2 separate regions of the Mus musculus genome follow, and region 1 is linked to region 2. A link is a loop called in an ENCODE intact Hi-C map of the cell type or tissue named here. Cell type or tissue: heart. All regions are shown on one strand. Each heading gives the region's core, and the rest is flanking DNA. Links, peaks and the distances in the headings are about the cores only. Region 1 holds the start of Rbm19 (RNA binding motif protein 19). Region 2 holds the start of Rnft2 (ring finger protein, transmembrane 2).

The links. A loop is a pair of places that touch in the nucleus more often than their neighbours do. Peaks named below come from ENCODE experiments on the same cell type or tissue, not always from the same donor. Only the 100,000 strongest peaks of a DNase experiment are listed, where the experiment ranks them.
Region 1: it touches region 2 in a loop (4-fold over the local background); 6 of 42 quality-filtered maps call a loop at or near these places.

The regions. Positions count from the first base shown.
Region 1 is chr5:120,111,843-120,120,361 of GRCm38, reverse strand. It overlaps Rbm19 (RNA binding motif protein 19), which reads right to left and starts at 3,849. Exons shown (of 24, transcript NM_028762.1): 1 at 3,713-3,849; 2 at 1,520-1,702; 3 at 611-730; 4 at 432-467; 5 at 61-265. The coding sequence starts at 3,748. In heart, for the core only: a CTCF peak has its summit at 4,026; a DNase peak (open chromatin) is centred at 3,931; H3K4me3 peaks cover 1,685 bases; H3K27ac peaks cover 1,167 bases; H3K27me3 peaks cover 488 bases.
Region 2 is chr5:118,240,428-118,248,939 of GRCm38, reverse strand. It overlaps Rnft2 (ring finger protein, transmembrane 2), which reads left to right and starts at 3,915. Exons shown (of 11, transcript NM_001109902.1): 1 at 3,915-3,968; 2 at 5,909-6,090; 3 at 6,424-6,482. The coding sequence starts at 6,067. Spring1 (SREBF pathway regulator in golgi 1) reads right to left here and starts at 3,713. Exons shown (of 5, transcript NM_001081236.1): 1 at 3,482-3,713. The coding sequence starts at 3,592. In heart, for the core only: a CTCF peak has its summit at 4,054; DNase peaks (open chromatin) are centred at 2,839, 3,099 and 3,789; H3K4me3 peaks cover 2,326 bases; H3K27ac peaks cover 1,870 bases.

The sequences.
Region 1 (8,519 bases), core at 262-8,261, 1.9 Mb before region 2:
CCATCAGGCCAAGGCCAGGCAAAGGCCAGAAGGCACAGCACTCCCGGGACTCACACTCACCTTCAGGGTCCTCTCTGGCTGGCTCCTCCTCACTCTCCTGCCCAGAGTCAGAGTTGGAGTCGGAGTCGAAGTTCAGATAGTCACTTGATGCCTTGGTTTTTGCTTTTGGGAGCTTGGCCTCCAAAGCGTCGTTTGCCCACGTGGCCACTTGGGTCCTCTTCTGATGAATTGACAGGAACTCCTGGAACTTGGCATCTTCCTTCAGCTGTGGCAGGTGGAAGAGGCAGGAGGAGGGACAGGAGGAGGGAGATGAGGCAGCGCTTCAGGAGGCTCGGTGTTCCAGCCCTCCTCCCTCTCAGTGCTCACAGGCCTCCTCCTTCTTCAGCCACACAACACTCACCCTCCTCCCTCTCTACCCACAGAATACTCACCTTCTCCAGGTCACTGGGCCCTTTTTTCTTCTTGTCCTGAAAGTAGAAGGCAGACGGGCTCACGCCGATGCTGGGCGTACCCACCTTCCAAAACCATCCTAAATATACTCCCAACTCCTTCCCAGCCAGAGACCACCCTGCCATCACTGGGCACAGGGCTGGGGGTACTGCCTACATACCTTTTTAGTGTCTGAGGGAACGGAGTCTTGCGACGGCTGCTTGGGCTGACTTGACTTCTGGGCATGCTTGCTCCAAGCTCGGGGCTTCGATGGGTCTCCAAAGGACTTGCAGAATTCGACCTGCATGGGAAAGAGAGCTGGCTTCCACAGCTGCTGAGGTCCCTAGGCACGTGTGCATCCCCTTCAGCACAGGAGTATGGGTTTCCCAGAGTGCAGTGGTCGCTGACCTGCTATCTGCTTTAAAGCGAATCACTTTCATTCCCAGCCTAGACACTGCCCCCCAAAAAGTCATGCTGCCATTTACAGAAGACTAATTCTGTCTCCCAGGCCATCCAGAAGAACGTGACAGGAAATGCTATTGTCCCCTGGGAGTCAGCCCCTGCCTAGTACAGGGCAACAGGGAGCAATGGCCACAAGTCAGGTGACTATTTACCACAAGGCAAGTTCAGTTACAGCAGAAAACAAGCCCAGGGTACCAGGGACAGTTGGGTGACCAGAGGAGTGTGGAAGAACGCCTGGGACCACACATGAACTGATTCATCCCTCTGTTCTGGTAACTCCACTACATCCTCTGAGGCAGCCTTTGGGAGGGCACTCCCACAAGCCATGCCCAGATGGTCTAGGCTGTTGCTGGTCAGCAAACTGCTTTCTCCTAGGGATGGATGCCCCTGTAGAAGTAACTGCGCCTACCAGTTCTATCACACTTATCACTCGTGGTCAGGGTACAAAGGTCAAACAACGTAAAAGAGTGAAGAGTTAAAAAGTACTTTAATAATTCAGAAACTCGGGGAGGGCCCAGTGAGCAGTGGGCCGACTCTCAGGCAACGATGCTCAAGCACTTGAAAGCCTGGGTAGTCCTGAGGTAAGGCAAACTCTACGGTGGGCAGGATGAGACTCGCTCAGACTCACGGTGATCCGGGTCGTGTCAATAAAGCTCCGGTGGAAATGGTTCAGTGCTGCCTGGGCCTCCTCCTCCGACTTGAAACCTATGAAGCCGAACTTTCGGAACTTGCCGTCTTTGGTGAACTTGAGGCTGCAGTCGGTCAGTGTGCCAAAGGCGGCAAACAGCTGCCGGAATCGCTCCTCCTTCATCTAGAGCAGAAGGATATAATGAGAGAGAGGAGGGAGAAGGGTCCCTGGAGCCAAGAGACAAATAACCTAGAGGGCCTGGAGGGAATCCTGAGATGAGCAGGTGACAGACCTTGACTTTTTTAAGGGTGGCCAGGTCCTGGCTCAGAGCCTGACACCCGCTGAGCACCCCTGAGCAGGCCATTCAGTTCTTTAATAAGGAAATGGAACTTCAAGGCACCTCAATTGGTCTCTTCTCTTTCTTGCCCTGTCCCCGTTGAGGAAGACATCAATTACAACTTCCATCCTGAGGCTGCCACAACAAACAAGATACCCAACAGAGGCTTGTCCAAATAAACAAAGACAAGGGAAGCTGTGTAAACGTTTGCTTACCTTGGGAGCCAGCGAATAATGGAGCCCATTAAAGATGCCCACACCCTGGTCCCCAGCACCTGGGGTTGCACTGTAGAACAATTACAATGGGGAGTGCAGCCCCATTGGGCCTCAAACTAGAGATCTGCCTGCCTCACTTCCCAGCCCCAGCAGGGGTGTCCCATTGCACCCAGATATTTCAAAAGAGATATTTTTTCAGGTGTGTTTTAAAACCTGGTGATAAGGCCAGGCGTGGTCAAGCACACCTTTAATCCTAGCACTCTGGAGGCAGAGGCAGGCAGATTTCTTTAGTTTGGGGCCAGCCTGGTCTACATAAATGTTAAGTTCCAGGACAGCCAGGGCTACTAAATGAGATCCCGTGTCAGAAAAGGACAGAAACCCTGAGATGAGGCTAGGTATGGTGGGGAGGCAGAAGCAGGTGTTCAAGGTCAGCCAGGGCTACAGATTTAAGAGTCTGTTTTTTTAAAAAAGCATCCCCCAAAACAACAAACAAAATCCCAAATAGGGGAGATCATCTTGGGTCTCCCTTTTGGGGGGGATGCATATGATATCCCACATACCAGATATTTACGTTATATTCATAATGAGAAAATTACAGTTATGCAGTAGCAACAAAATAACTTCATGACTAGGGGGTCACAACAGGAGGAACTGTATTAAAGGGGGGCACAGCATTTGGAAGGTTGAGGACTGCTGTTCTGGGGGGCACATGGTCCCAACAACAACAAAACAAATTTAATTAATTTATTTATTTTTAGCCACATCATCTTGCTATGTAACCCAGGCTGGCCTTGAACTCGCCACCCTCTGCCTATGGAAAGCTGACAACAGGTGTATGCACCACCACACTTGGCTTTGAAGTCTAATCTTGCTCTGTGATGGTGAACCAGTAAGCATTCTCTAGTCTGTTCCCTGTTGTGACACACATCAAGGATACAAAGCAATTTGGGGGGCGTGGGCTGGAGAGATGGCTCAGCAGTTAAGAGCACTGACTGCTCTTCCAAAGGTCTTGACTTCAAATCCCAGCAACCACATGGTGGCTCACAACCATCTGTAATGGGATCTGACGCCCTCTTCTGGTGTGTCTGAAGACAGCTACAGTGTACTTACACATAATAAAAAAATAAATCTTTTAAAAACAAACAAAAAAACCAAAGCAATTTGGGGAGGAAGACCATTGATTTGGCTTATGGGTCTCCATCACAGTCCGCCATCCAGGGAAGTCGAGGCAAGAACCGACGCAGACTTACTTGCCCCGCCAACATCTGTACACAGCCCAGGGACACTTGCCGAGGCGTGACAGCACCCACAGGGGGCTGGAACCTCCCACACCCATCACTCCTCAGAGCACCACAGGCTGGTCCACAGGCATATGGACGCAATAACATCCAATGAAGTTCCCTCTCCGTAAGTGACTCCGGTCTGGGTCAAACTGACCCAAACTGCCCAGCACAACATGGAAGGATCCTCAGAATGCTCGGAAGCCACTTTGCGGCTTGCTGAGCCCTCAGGACAGGGTGCCGCCTCCTTGGATTCCGGACCTCCCCAGTCCTGTCCCTGACTTAGAACCCCTCCATCCTTCACCCTCCATTCCCGGACCTCTGCTTCCACTTCCGGGCCCCATCCCCGGCTCCCGCTCACCCCATTCGGGAGGTTCTTCACGATCAGACGCGACATGGCTCTCAGGTTCCCTTCGCTTTTCAGACTCACGACCCCGGCGACAGCGACTTCCCACAACTTTCACGCCGCCACACTGGGCGCCGCCATTTTTAGCGAGTCACGTGGCCCCCGCCGCGTTCCATCCGGAAGTGGGTGTGGCCTCACGGGAGACTCTCTCCGGGGAAAGTCCCACCCACAAGGCGGGGTTGGCGGGGACGGGGGAAAGGCCCGAGCGCTCGCGTTTTCTCCGCCAGGTCTTGGGGCCTCTAAATCCCCGCAAGGAAGGCAGGAGGCGCTGATGTCCAACCCCCTCGGGATGACAGGCTTCTGGGAAAGAGCAGAGAGCCTAGAAAAAAAAAATTGTTTTAAAGGTAAAGGCAAGCGGATCTCCGAGTTCCAGGATAGCTAGGGCTGCACAGAGAACCCCCGTTACAAAAATAAAATTATAAAGGTTTATTTATTGTGTAAAGGCGTTGAACTCAGAAACCCTCCCGCCTCTGCCTCCCAAGTGCTGAGATTAAAGGTGTGCGCCACCACTGCTCAAATAGATTTTCTTCTTCTAAAAGACATTTTGCTCCATCTCCCCATATCCTTTCTTGTTACTGTTGGCAGCTTTATTGAGATACAGTCCAGGTGCCACACAATTTGCCCACTTAAAGTGGACAACTCCAGTTGGCAAGATGGCTCGTCAGATAAAGGCACTTGTGGGCAAGCCTGACAGCCTGAGATTTCCCTCCCCCCAACCCCCCAACCTTGGTTCTTCGTAGTGGGAGGAGAGAACCAATCTTAGAACATTTTTTATTGAAAAAAAAAAATGCAGCTAGGCAGTGATGGCGCTCGCCTTTAATCCCAGCGCTCAGGAGACAGAGGCAGGCAGATCTCTGAGTTAAGGCCAGTCTGGTCTACAGAGCTAGTTCCAGGACAGCCAAGGCTAAACCATTTTTTTCAGATAATTTATATAGATATTTTTAAAGATTTATTTATTATTATATGTAAGTACACTGTAGCTGTCTTCAGACACACCAGAAGAGGGAGTCAGATCTTGTTACGGATGGTTGTGAGCCACCATGTGGTTGCTAGGATTTGAACTCTGGACCTTCGGAAGAGCAGTCGGGTGCTCATACCCACTGAGCCATCTCACCAGCCCCCAGATAATATATTTTGATCATGGCTTCCCCGTCCCACCAGCTCCTTCCTGCCTCCCCACCAACCCAGCCCCCAGTCCTTTTGTTCTCTTTAGAAAGAAAACAGGCAAACAAAACAAACAAAAATGAAGGAGAAGGAGAAGAAGAGAATGAAAGAGAGACCACAAGAAACACCCCACACAGTCAGAAACCATTATATACAAGCAAAAGACCAGTCACCAACTTCCCGCCTTCTAGGAACCTAGAATCTATCTGGCATCTCTATGGATGTGTTACTTTCTTGGCTGATTTTTCTCTTCACATATTGTTTTCAAGGTTAATCCATGTCTCTGCATGAATCATCCTTCACTCGTTACCCCTCCCCACACACACACACACACACAAGTGTCAAATGTCGGACTCCAGTATGTTTGTGTATCCAACCATCTGTCTAAGGCATCTGGGTGGATGTACCCCATGGCTATTGATAGTAACATTGCTGAGAACGTCTGTGTTCGTGCCTGTCTCTACGTGGACATGTGTCTTCATTCCTCGCCGGCACAGTCCTAGGTTGGGGTCCCCCCCAGGTCTTTAGGAACTGGGTTTTTTTTTTTTTTTTTTTTTTTTTTCCGAGACAGGGTTTCTCTGTATAGCCCTGGCTGTCTTGGAACTCACTTTGTAGACCAGGCTGACCTCGAACTCAGAAATCCGGCTGCCTCTGCCTCCCAAGTGCTGGGATTAAAGGCGTGCGCCACCACCGCCCGGCCTTTAGGAACTTTTAATCAAATAGTTTTGCAAACTGTCTGCATTATTATGTTTTTCTGAAGGTTGCGTATGAAAAGGTTCATTTCCCGTCCTTCCGTTCTCATTGGTTCTTTTTAAATTACGCCCGCCTCACTGTCTGTTACTGCATATTTGATTGGCCGGAGCGGGTAGCCATCTTTGTCTCTGAACCCACTCCATCCCTGAGCTCCAAGACCAGCTCAAGCACAAAGCCCTAACCAGCATCTTCCTCTATGAGCTCCAGATGCAAGGAGCTCACGTGTCCAACAGAGCTGCAGAGCTGCACCAAGCACACAGAATTTACCGCTGGTGCCCAGAGGGAGAGGCACCTTCAGGAAAGTTCTTGCTGGGATCAGAGGTAGCAGCGGTGGTAGCTCGTGCTTGGAGCCCCAGTGCTAAGGAGGCAGAAGGCAGAGAAAGGTGTATCCTTGGGGTTTGCTGGAGACCTGGACTATCTAGTGAGCTCCAGGATAGGAGGGACCTTGTCTCAAAGGAGATTGGCCATATTCCTGAGGATGACATCTGGGTTTGTCTTCTGGTTTCCACATACATATGCATGCACACACTCTCCCGTGTGTGTGTGTGTGTGTGTGTGTGTGTGTGTGTGTGTGTGTGTGTGTGTATGTGTGTGTGTATACATATATACAACCATCTGTAAATGGGATCCGATGCCCTCTTCTGTTGTGTCTGAAGACAGCTACAGTGTACCCATATACATAAAATAAATAAAATCTAAAAAAAAAAAGGGGGGGGGGATGGCCCTTCCTAAAAGATGCCCCTCTCCTGGTCTTCTAGTACCTGTGGGAAAGGGTCCTTGACCTTGTCACAAGCATGGAAACATGACATCAGCTTGGATGATCTGGGTGGCCTTAGGTCTACTTACCGACAAGTGACCTTCAGCGGGAAGATAGAGATGAGACTGGATGTCACCTAAGACAGGCATGGCAGCCCCAGACTGTGGGCCAGGCATGCACAGAAGGGGCATGATCCTGAAGACAACTTAATCTCGGTCTTAATCACTGGAGACCTAGAGACACTAACTCTCTCATGGAATAATTTGTTATTCTAGCACAGAAAGAAATATAGATGGGCCCTGGTATAGTGGTCATGTCTTTAATCCCAGCACTTGGGAGACAGAGCCAGGAGGATCTCTGTGAACTGGGGGCCAGCCTGGTGTACAGGGTGAGTTCCAGGCCAGCCAGGGGTAAATAGTGAAATAGTCCCCTCCTCCATAAACCAGGCTCTGAAGGGCAGAGGACAGTGGAGCAGGGGCCACGGAAGAAGCTGGGTCGGTGTTCCAGGAGCTGTGGTAGTAGAGAGAAAGGGTCATCACAGAGCTATGGAAGGGTCTGTGGCTGGTTTAAGTGCATTTTCCAGGGTAACACTGGGAACAACTGTCTCAGTCATTGCTCTATTGCTGTGAAGAGACACCGTGACCAAGGCAACCCTGGTAAAGAGAAAGCATTTGATTGGTGACTTGTTTACAGTTTCAGAGGTTTAGTCCTTAACGATCATGGGGCGAGAATGTCGGCAGATAGGCAGGCAGGATGATGAAGAAGTACCTGAGAGCTTCATCCTGGTCCACAGGTGGAGGAGGGGGAAGGAAAGGCAGGAGGGAGGGGAGAGGAGAAGAGAGGGAGGGGAGGAGTGGGGAGACCAAGTCTACCCTGGGCTTTTGAAACCTCAGAGCTGGATCCCAGAGACATACCTCCTCCAAGGCCACGTTTATTCCAACCGGGACTAAACAAATATATGAATCCATGGGGGCCATTCTCATTCAACCCACAATGCTGACCAAGGACAGGGGTCCGTGTAGATAGAACACAGGACCTGGCAAAGAAGCCAAGATGGTTGACTAGGGACTAGATACTAGAGAATGGTCACAGGAAAACCTCCAAGATACACCAGAACACAGAGACAAGCAGAGGACCAAAGACTGTCATGTACATCGTCCCCGTCTGTAGGGACAGTGGCAGGGAAACAGCCTGCGATCTTTGTTTGTCACTGGCAGCCCTGCACTCAAACACTCTAATGGCTGGCTTTGTGTGTCAACTCGACACAGGCTGGAGGTATCACAGAGAAAGGAGCCTCCATTGAGGAAATGCTTCCATGAGCTCCAGCTGTAAGGCATTTTCTCAATTAGTGATGGGGGGGAGGGATTGTGTGTGTGGCCGTCCTGGGTTCTATAAGAAAACAGGCTGAGTAAGCCAGGGGAGCAAGCCAGTAAGCAGCATCCCTCCATGACCTGCTCTGCATCAGCTCCAGCCTCCAAGTTCCTGCCCTGTGTGAGCTCATGTCCTGACTTCCTTTGGTGATGAATAGCAATGTGGAAGTGTAAGCTGAATAAACCGGTTCCTCCCCAGCTTGCTTCTTGGTCATAGTGATTTGTGCAGCAATAGAAACTCCAACACCTACTGCCTCCTCGTTCTCCCCTCCTCCTCATGGGATGCTGCTCAACCTAGCATCTGTAATCCCTTCTCCACACTTTCCTTCTGCACACAGCAAGACCCACCTCGCCCTTTCTCCGAGGGAACGGATGATTTCATTTTAACTCCATCACATCTGAGACCCTATCTCCAAATAAGGTTCCCTGCTGTGGCACTCAATGTTAGTACAACTTCAATTTCTAAGTGTGTTGCAACCTTTTTAATTTTCTGTTGTTTCTGAGACAGGGCCTCTATACATAACCTTGGCTGTCTTAGAATTCACTCTGTAGACCAGGCTGGCCTTGAACTCAAAGATCTGCCCACCCCTGCCTCCCTAATGCTTAGGCTAAAGGCAGTTGTCACTGTGCCTTGCTTATGTTCAAGTGTTAACAATGACATTAGCAGTTGGGCATGGTGATGACGCCTTTAGAACCAGTACTTGGGAGGCAGAGGCAG
Region 2 (8,512 bases), core at 1-8,000:
GACCTTCATAAGGGAGTGCTCTAAAAACAGCACAGGTGGGTGCTCCAAGAGCCAACAAGAGAGTGCTCCAAGAGCTGCACAGGAGAGTGCTCCAAGAGTTAACAGCAAATTGCTCTAAGAGCTTCACAGGGGAGTGCTCCAAGAGCCAAAAGGAGAGAGTGCTCCAAGAATCAGTGTTAAAACACAGGTGAGGGCTATTCTCTGTACCCTAGGTAGGGCAAGAGCACAAGGCTGGCTGAGGTATCAGCCACTCTCTTAAAGGTATCACATCCCAACCTGATAGTACACCCCACCAACCACTTCTAAGACCTCCACTGCACAGGTGAAAGCCAGGTAGACGTGCAACAGTTCCAGGACCAACAGAGTTGCATGTAGCTATCCAGTGGTGAACTGACTGCCTACCCCCATCCCAAAATCAATGTTAAACCCTTCACACCCAAGATGACATTAGCAGAGCAGTGAAAACACAGACTGAGAAGTGGGGTGTCTCCTATGTAACCAGAATTCTGTGAGATCATGGGGTGGAGTCCCCATGAATGGACTGGTAGCCTTGAAAGGGGCTGAAGGGACCAGGGTGTATTCTCCACTATGCGAGAATGAAGCAGGCCAGGGGGCACCACCACACGTGGAATCAGTTGGCATCCCCGTCTGATACCTCCCAGCTGCCAGAGTGCATGTGTGGTGTTCAGGCCACCAGAGTCCATGGTGGGGTTTCAGTTGCCCACACTCAGCACACAGTTCTTCTCACCCTCATGGAACTTGATCTCACACAGGTTCTCCACATGTCCAGAGTGTTTAGTCATCTACTGGCCAAAAGCCCCATCATGACAAGGGGACAGCACAGGATGGCAAAGATAATCAGTACTCTGGCTTCAGAGGAAACAGAACAAACAAATAAACAAACAAACAAACTAGAGGTTTCATAATGACCCTTGTATAGTCTTAAATCGCAAGCAAAAAAAAACAAAAATAAATAAATAAATAAATAGATGCAAGCAAGGCAGCCAGGGGTGGTGCATGCCCTCAGTCCCAGCACTCAGGCAGATCTGTGGGTTCAAGACCAGCCTGGTCTACAGAGTGAGTTCCAGAATAGCTAGGGAGATACTTATACCTACCCTACCACAGACAGACAGGAAGACACACACACACACACACACACACACACACACACACACACACACACGTGTCAAGTAATTAAAATGGGGCTGTAGGAAAGGTCACTACGTAGACAACATCTGAGCCAAGATTATTAAAAATAAATAAATAAATAAATAACCTGGCTTAGGAGAAAAGTCGTCACCTCAACCAAGACTCACTTGAACCAACATCTGGTCAACATCTGGTCCCCAGGAAGTGCCTGGGGGGTTCGGGTAGAGATGAAGGCTGCAGTGTCCGAACAAAACACGCAGGTCTCTGTTCTCAAAAAACATTATGTTGAGCAAGAGGGTGAGGTAACACACAAGCAAACACACAAACAAGAAATGCTGGGTTAGTAATTACCACAAAGGCAAGTGGCCAGACGATGGGCAGGAGACTGCACTACAGTGAGGCACCGGGCATGGCCCGAATCACTGACTACGGTCAGTTAGATCCAAACTGACCAAAAGTAGTTCAGTCACACAGACAATGTAGATGAACCCTCTTCGCTTGAGCAAAGGATTACACATTTGAGAAGGCCTGTGGTGGAAACCTTGTCTAGACTATCACCCTAGGACAGACTGTGAGACAAAGCAGAAGCAGACTGGCCAGGCTATGGCACCAGACCAGGAACAGATGACAGTGTCTTGCCCCTGAAGGGGCATCAGAAGTAATTCAAGCAAATGAGTGTCTTAGTTAGCATTTGACTGCTGTGAACAGACACCATGACCAAGGCAACTCTTATAAGGACTACATTTAAATGGGCTGGCTTACAGGTTCAGAGGTTCAGTCCGTTATCATCAAGGCAGGAACATGGCAGCATCCAGACAGGCATGATGCAGGCAGAGCTGAGAGTTCTACATCTCCATCTGAAGGCTGCTAGTGGAAGACTGACTCCCAGGCAGCTAGGGTGAGGGTCTTAAGCCCACATCCACAGTGACACACCTACTCCAACAAGGTCACACCTCCTAATAGGGCACTGTAGAGCCAGAGTTTTGGGGCCTGAAGTGACAGGAAGAAATGAACAGCCTAACTGTGTCAACAGTGATGACATACGTCACTTAGTGAGATGCTGAGGACTGGAGAGGTATAAATCTGGCAGAAGAAAGGCAAGAGTTCTGTTCCAGGTGGGTGCAATGGAGACAATTATCAGAATGTGGAAAAGCCAATGGAGACAATTATCAGAATGTGGAAAAGCCAGACAGGATTACAAGGTCAAATCTGGGCAAGAGAGTAAGACACGCCCCCCCCCCCCCCCAGGAGTGACTGTGCAAAAGCGCAACCATTCAAAAGACGGACTGTGATACAGAAAACCAGAGAACTATATTCGTAAGAACAGCAAAACAGGATCAAAGGGTGCACAGGAGCAGGAAAGGCGGAGGGGCAGGTGACCTACAAAATGCAACTCAGTCAAGTGTGGTTTCTAGGCAAATGCTGGGAACTGGTTCCTACTACAGTGGGATGCCAGGTCTCTAGGAACTCTCTACCAGGACAAAAACGGGAAAGGGAGGTTGAGAAATTAAAAATAAAAAAATAAAAAATAAAAATCTACCCAACCAAGTTGTGCCCCAAAAGGGAGCCTGTTGGGTCACCCAGGTGAACAGGCACAGAGAGCCCTTGGCCACTTCCTGGTCTAGCCATCTCTACCTCCTGCCCATCAAGAAGCCTGGGGCTGTGCGGAGCAGGGAACGCGACAGAGGAGGGTGCACAGGTCTGAGGACCCCATTCTGCCTGGCCTACCAGCCAGATCCCGCACGGAAGAGGGGCGGTACAAAGACCTGCAGTGGGACGCCTCCCTTAGCGGCCTTCGATTCACAGGAGGACAGGAGGAGGATCACACAATCGGAGGGAGGAGGACTAGAGGGTTGAGGACTAGAGAGCTGAAGGGAGGACCAATGGATGATCCAGGGACTGAAAGGAAGAGGCTCAGAGGCTCAGAGGGAGGACTGAATGGCTGCATATCAGGAGGACTACAAGGTGGAGGACAGGAGAGAGGAGCATCAGAGGACAGAGGATCAAGGGAGGGAGGAACTGTGAGGATCGAGGAGGAGGGGTTGGAAAAGAACAGAGGGTGAGAGGTAAGAAGTTGGAGGGCAGAGGAGAACAGAGGATGGGGAGGCAGAGAATTCGAGGGAGGAGGAGGAGTGGAGGACGGAGGGAGCTAGGGAGGGGAAAGGAGAAGGGCAGAGGACAACGCAACGGAGGGAGAAGGGCTGAAGGAGGATTTTAGATCAGAGGGAGGAGTGCTCAGGAGGAGGATTAGAAGAACGATGGGGAGAAGGACATAGTATTTGAGGGAGGAAGCAGGATCGGAAGGACGGAGGTCCTGAGAGAAGTCGCTTACCTGCTTGAAGGTGCTGCTGAGGAAGTAAACTAGCGAGAGGCCGAAAACCAGGGCGAGCACCCAGCGCTTGCGCAGGAGCCGGCGCCACAGCAGCGCCGCCAGGTTCAGCATCCCGGTAGGGCGCAGGCGCAGAGACGACCCCACGGCATGACCCCTGCAATCCGCTTCCAGCACTGCTTTACCTTCCCGCAGCCAACGCGCCGGCCACGTGATCCGCCGCACGCCCCGCCCCACCTAGTGACGCCAACGCCAGGCCCCTCCATGCCTCCTCGCCATTGGTTCTGCCGGAGCCTCGGCTCTCCATTGGCTGAATGTGACGGCAGGGGCGGACCTTCTCGGACTAGAGGCAGGCCTCCCTGTGCGAGGGTCCTAGCGCCGATCGCGTTCTCGGTGGCACTGCCGGCCGGAAGTCACGTGGCGCCCTGGCCACGCCAGGGATTGGCTAGGCTGGATTAGCAGAGGCCGTGATTGCTGCAGTGTCTGGCAGGTAAATGAAGGCTATGCTCGGCCGCTGCTACCCTGTGACCCCGCGAGCCTGGCGGCAAAGGCGCTTCGCCGTCCGGTCTGGGGACGCCGCTCGCGCCCAAGCGTCCTGTAGGGGACCGTGCAGCCTCCTAGGGAGGACCAGGGTGTGTGGGACGGAGATGGTCCATTCATTCATTCTGTAGCATCCTGTGGGCTCCAGGAGTCAATACGAGCCTACTTGTACCGCCCGTTTGCCACAGAATCGTGGGCATTTAATTTATGACGTTTTCTCAAAGCTTGTAGGTGGAAACTTGGGGATACCGTGTTTTAGTTTCCCCGAGGATAAGGAGTAGTGGGGCCACCCGGAGTATCAAGCCAGATTGCAAATTCTTGAGACATGTTACCTGATGGATGACAGTTTCTTTCTTTATAAAACGGCCTGGTTGAGAGTGTAGCTAGGTGATAGAGGGCTTGCCTGAATATGACGATGATACCAAGGAGTCTTTTCCTAGCTAATTTAATCTTGCAGAAAAGGCAGGCACCTTAGCCTGTGGCTTCCTAGCTAGCTGCAGCCGAGAAGGCTGTGCAGAATTAATTAATTCCGCACCCATTTGTGTTGGCCTGGGCTAAGAGATGGATCTTTCTCTGTAGGGAAAATATGCCGGGAAACTGAGCCTGTTCATGGAAGCATATTCTTTATTTCTTTAAAGATTTTATTTATGTATGTATTTATTTTTTAATTATATGTTAGAGTGGGTTTGCCCATGGGAGTGCAGGTGCCCTCCGAGGTCAGTAGAGGGAGTCAGATCACTTACAGCTGGAGGTACAGGTAGTTGTGAGCCACCCTTGTGGGTGCTGGGAACTGGACTTAGATCTTCTGCAGGAGCAGTAGCCATATGGAGTCTCTCTCCAAGCCTTGCCCTTCTTTCTTGGCTTTCTATTGGTGCGGGAGGTAGGACGAGGTGTGTGCGGATCTGTCGCTGGGGAAAATCAAGGTGATCTAATCTCTACAGAGACGTTGGCCTTCCATCTCTGCAACTCCAAGGTGGACGGGCAGCCCAGACACAGGACCTCTCAAGGGTCATAGTAAACAAACCCACATGTCAATGACTGGTAAGTGCTGTGGGGAGGTAGCCTGTAACCCTCAGCTGGAAAACCATGCCAGGGAAGGAACAGCAGGTACAAAGGCCCGGAGGCAGGAACTCTTAACTTTAAAGTGTCCAGAGGTACCTGGAGTTCTTATGGCCAGAGATAAGTCACAGAATCAAGGTTGTAAACGGGTAATGATAACGTCCAGCACAGCCTGGAGGCCTCCAACGACTCTGATTTTTATTCTGGTTTCACTTAGAAGCCAGTAGAAATTCTAAAATCATTTTTATGGCCCCCCCCCCAGTGTGTGCTTGTGCACATCTGTGCGTGCGTGTGCGTGTATGTGTATAAGTGTGCACATGCATATGTACATATGTAGGTATGTATGGATGCTCAGGGTGGGGGGGCCATTGCAAATGTCCGTGGAGGTCAGAGGTCACCCCCAGGTGTCATTCTGCCAGAACTCGGCACCTTATTTTTGAGATAGAATCTCTCACTGGGACCTAGGGCTCCTCAGCTGGAAGGACTTGGCCAGGGAGTACTGGGAATCCTGGTTCTGCCTTCCCAGTGCTGGGATTACACAGTGCAATACCATGCCTGGCTACTTACAGAGGTGCTGGGGATCAAAGTCAGGTCCTCGTGCATGTGTGGCAAGTACTTTATCCACAGAGCTCTCTCTCCAACCCTCAGGATGCATAGTTTGCTGATAGGACAAACCTAGTAAGGCCATAACCCACCATCAGCACCTCAGGGAGGATAGCTCCAAGGCTACCAGAACTACTGGGCTATTACAGTACCCAGTCACATCCGACAGCTAATTCTGTAACAAGTCATCCCAAGGCCTGTTCACACAAGTGCTTTGTACCACCCAAGGTCTGCTGTCTCCAATGAGTCTCCTGTCCTGTGCTTCCCTCTGAAGAGGAGGAAGAGGAGGAGGAGGAGGCCTGCTCTCTCTGGGACCCAGTGGCCACATCCCATCAGGAACCCTGAGTGTCCACGGCACATTTCGTCAGCATGGAGTTCTGAGGTCCATGTGGCTCCTTGCTGCGCACCAGGTGACGTGTCTCCTTAGGGATTTGTACCTTCACCTATGAAGTGATGGAACCCTGGGTCCCACTGCTCCATTCTCTCCCCAGGAAACAGAGAGGTTCCTGGCTTGTCTGAGGCCACATAGCAAGTTAAAGGGGGCAGTGTCTGCTGCTCACCACACCCAACAAACACCTGTCTGCTCCCATTTGTTGTTTTCTCCCTTTTGGGTAGGAGCCACCTCCACCTGTGACTCTCTCTATTCTCACTGTGAGATGGGGTACTTATTTACAGTCACCATGGCAACAGGCAAGGAAGGAGCGTGTCCAGAGATGTAGCTCACACGTGTGTGTCGCTTTCAGGTGCTAAGGAAAATGCAGAGACGCCACAGTAGCAACACGGACAACATTCCACCTGAAAGGTAAGAGTCTCTGCCCCCCTCCCCAATTTCCTCCCATCTGGGGACCCTAGCTTTTTCAATATTAGTTATTGGGGGTATAAAACAGACCCAATGGAGAATTGCTTTGCAGTGTATTTGGCAGCTTCCCCCTTCCTATAAGAACGCACCCAAGGCCGCCGGCTTTATAAAGAGAAAAGGTCTGTGTAGATCACAGTCTTGGAGGCTGAGAGAGCCAAAGGCAAGGCCAGCTCAGTGGCCATATTTGACCTCATCACCTAGTGGCGTGGTTGGCAGTGGCGGCTGCATGCATGGGTGAGTGTGATTTACTTCTCAAACACGATGGAGAGGTCCAGGTAGCCTCAGTGGATAAAGTGCTGTTGTCTTAGGACAGTTGTCAAACCTTGTGAGACAGATCTATATGACTCAGACTCTTCCTGCCAGTTTTTCACATATAGAGACACCTGGCCTCCCTCCATGAGCTGCTGCAGCAATCCCCACAGGGTCTGGCCTGCCTACTGGAGCATCCCTGACCAGTAAGGAGGCTGTGAAGTTCAAAGTCAGGGAGCTGGCAGATTGGTGCCTGGTGAGAGCTGGTTCCTGGATGGCTGTCTGCCTGCTGTGTGAACCAATGTGATCACTGGGGTCACTTTCAGGAAAATGAGTGTTTCAAAGGCAGCGGCATCCCCAAAAAGCCCAGCCCAGCAGGGCTGAGACTCACCCTGGCATCCTCCCTGGAGAAAACTGTCTAGGTCTTCCTGGGGCAACGTACACGCAGCTGTGGAGGTGCATGAGGCAGGGGAGGGGACGGGGTCTGATGACCTCCCACCTGCTCGCTCTTTCTCTGTGTCCCAGTCTTGTGAGGAGTGTGTGCAGCTGTTCTGATTTCCGGAAGCCACATCAGTCCCAGAGGACAGTGTTGTGTTGTACACCAGTATCCAATCTCAGGCATCTATCGTGAACACGGATAGGGAACAGATGCGCCAGCTGTGGTGCCTTTCATGGGAAGCAGCAACCTCCAGGTCTCAGACTCTCCAGCCGTAGAGAGGTGATACTGGTGAAGTTAGAGTCCCTGGTGGAACAGTGTATTCGAGAGCCCAAGGACACGCACGCAGCACCTGTCCTTCGGTTGGCAAGCCCGGTGGCATCTTCTGAGCTGAGGGCAGCTTTGCTCTCAACTGAACCCAGACGGATATCTCTGGGGACAGAGACAATGGCAGATAGAACACTGCCCACCGTGCACTGAGGGGCTACGCCACACCTCCCTAAGAGCCCCCTGAAGATAAGATGTTCGAGAGGGCAGGTCCGTTAGCAAAGTCACACAGCCAGGAAGTGGCAGGGCTGAAATTTGATCTCTGGTCCATTTGTTCCTTATCAAACTTTGTACTTTAATCTTTAAATTACATTATTTATTTATAGTTTTTAATTACATTATTTATAATGTAAAATTACATTATTTGTAATGTTTAATTATTTGTAATTTTAATTACATTTATTCATTTACATTATACATGTATTTGCCTCCAGCTATTGGTATCACAGACGACTGCTAAAACTATCCAGTTTTTACATGACAGCCGCCACTGCCAGCCACAGCACTAGGTGATAATCAAATATGACCACTGAGCCGGCCTTGCCATTGGCTCTCTCAGCCTCAAAGACTGTTGTTGTCTCTTATAAAAAGATAAAGAGAGAAGGGATATGTTTGGTGCATGTGTGGTCAGGTGTGGGGGGAAGGGGTGCCTCTGCGGGCCCAAGCTGAGGCATCCCTTCCCCCTGAAGGACCAGCCACACAACTACATGACAGTATAGAATAGAGTTTATTCAGGGCATGGGGAGGGGAGTTAAGGAAGAAGAGACAGAAAGGCAGAGAGAGAGAGAGGCCAGCCATGAGCACGTGGTGCAAAGAGAGAGGGGGAGGGAAATGGGGAGAGAAGGAGTAAGGAGCAAGAGGACAGAGCGAGAGCAAGAAGGCAAGAGAGAGAGGAGGGGGCAAGCAGCCCCTTTTATTGAGAGTCAGGCACACATGGCTGTTGCCAGGTAACTGTGGGGCG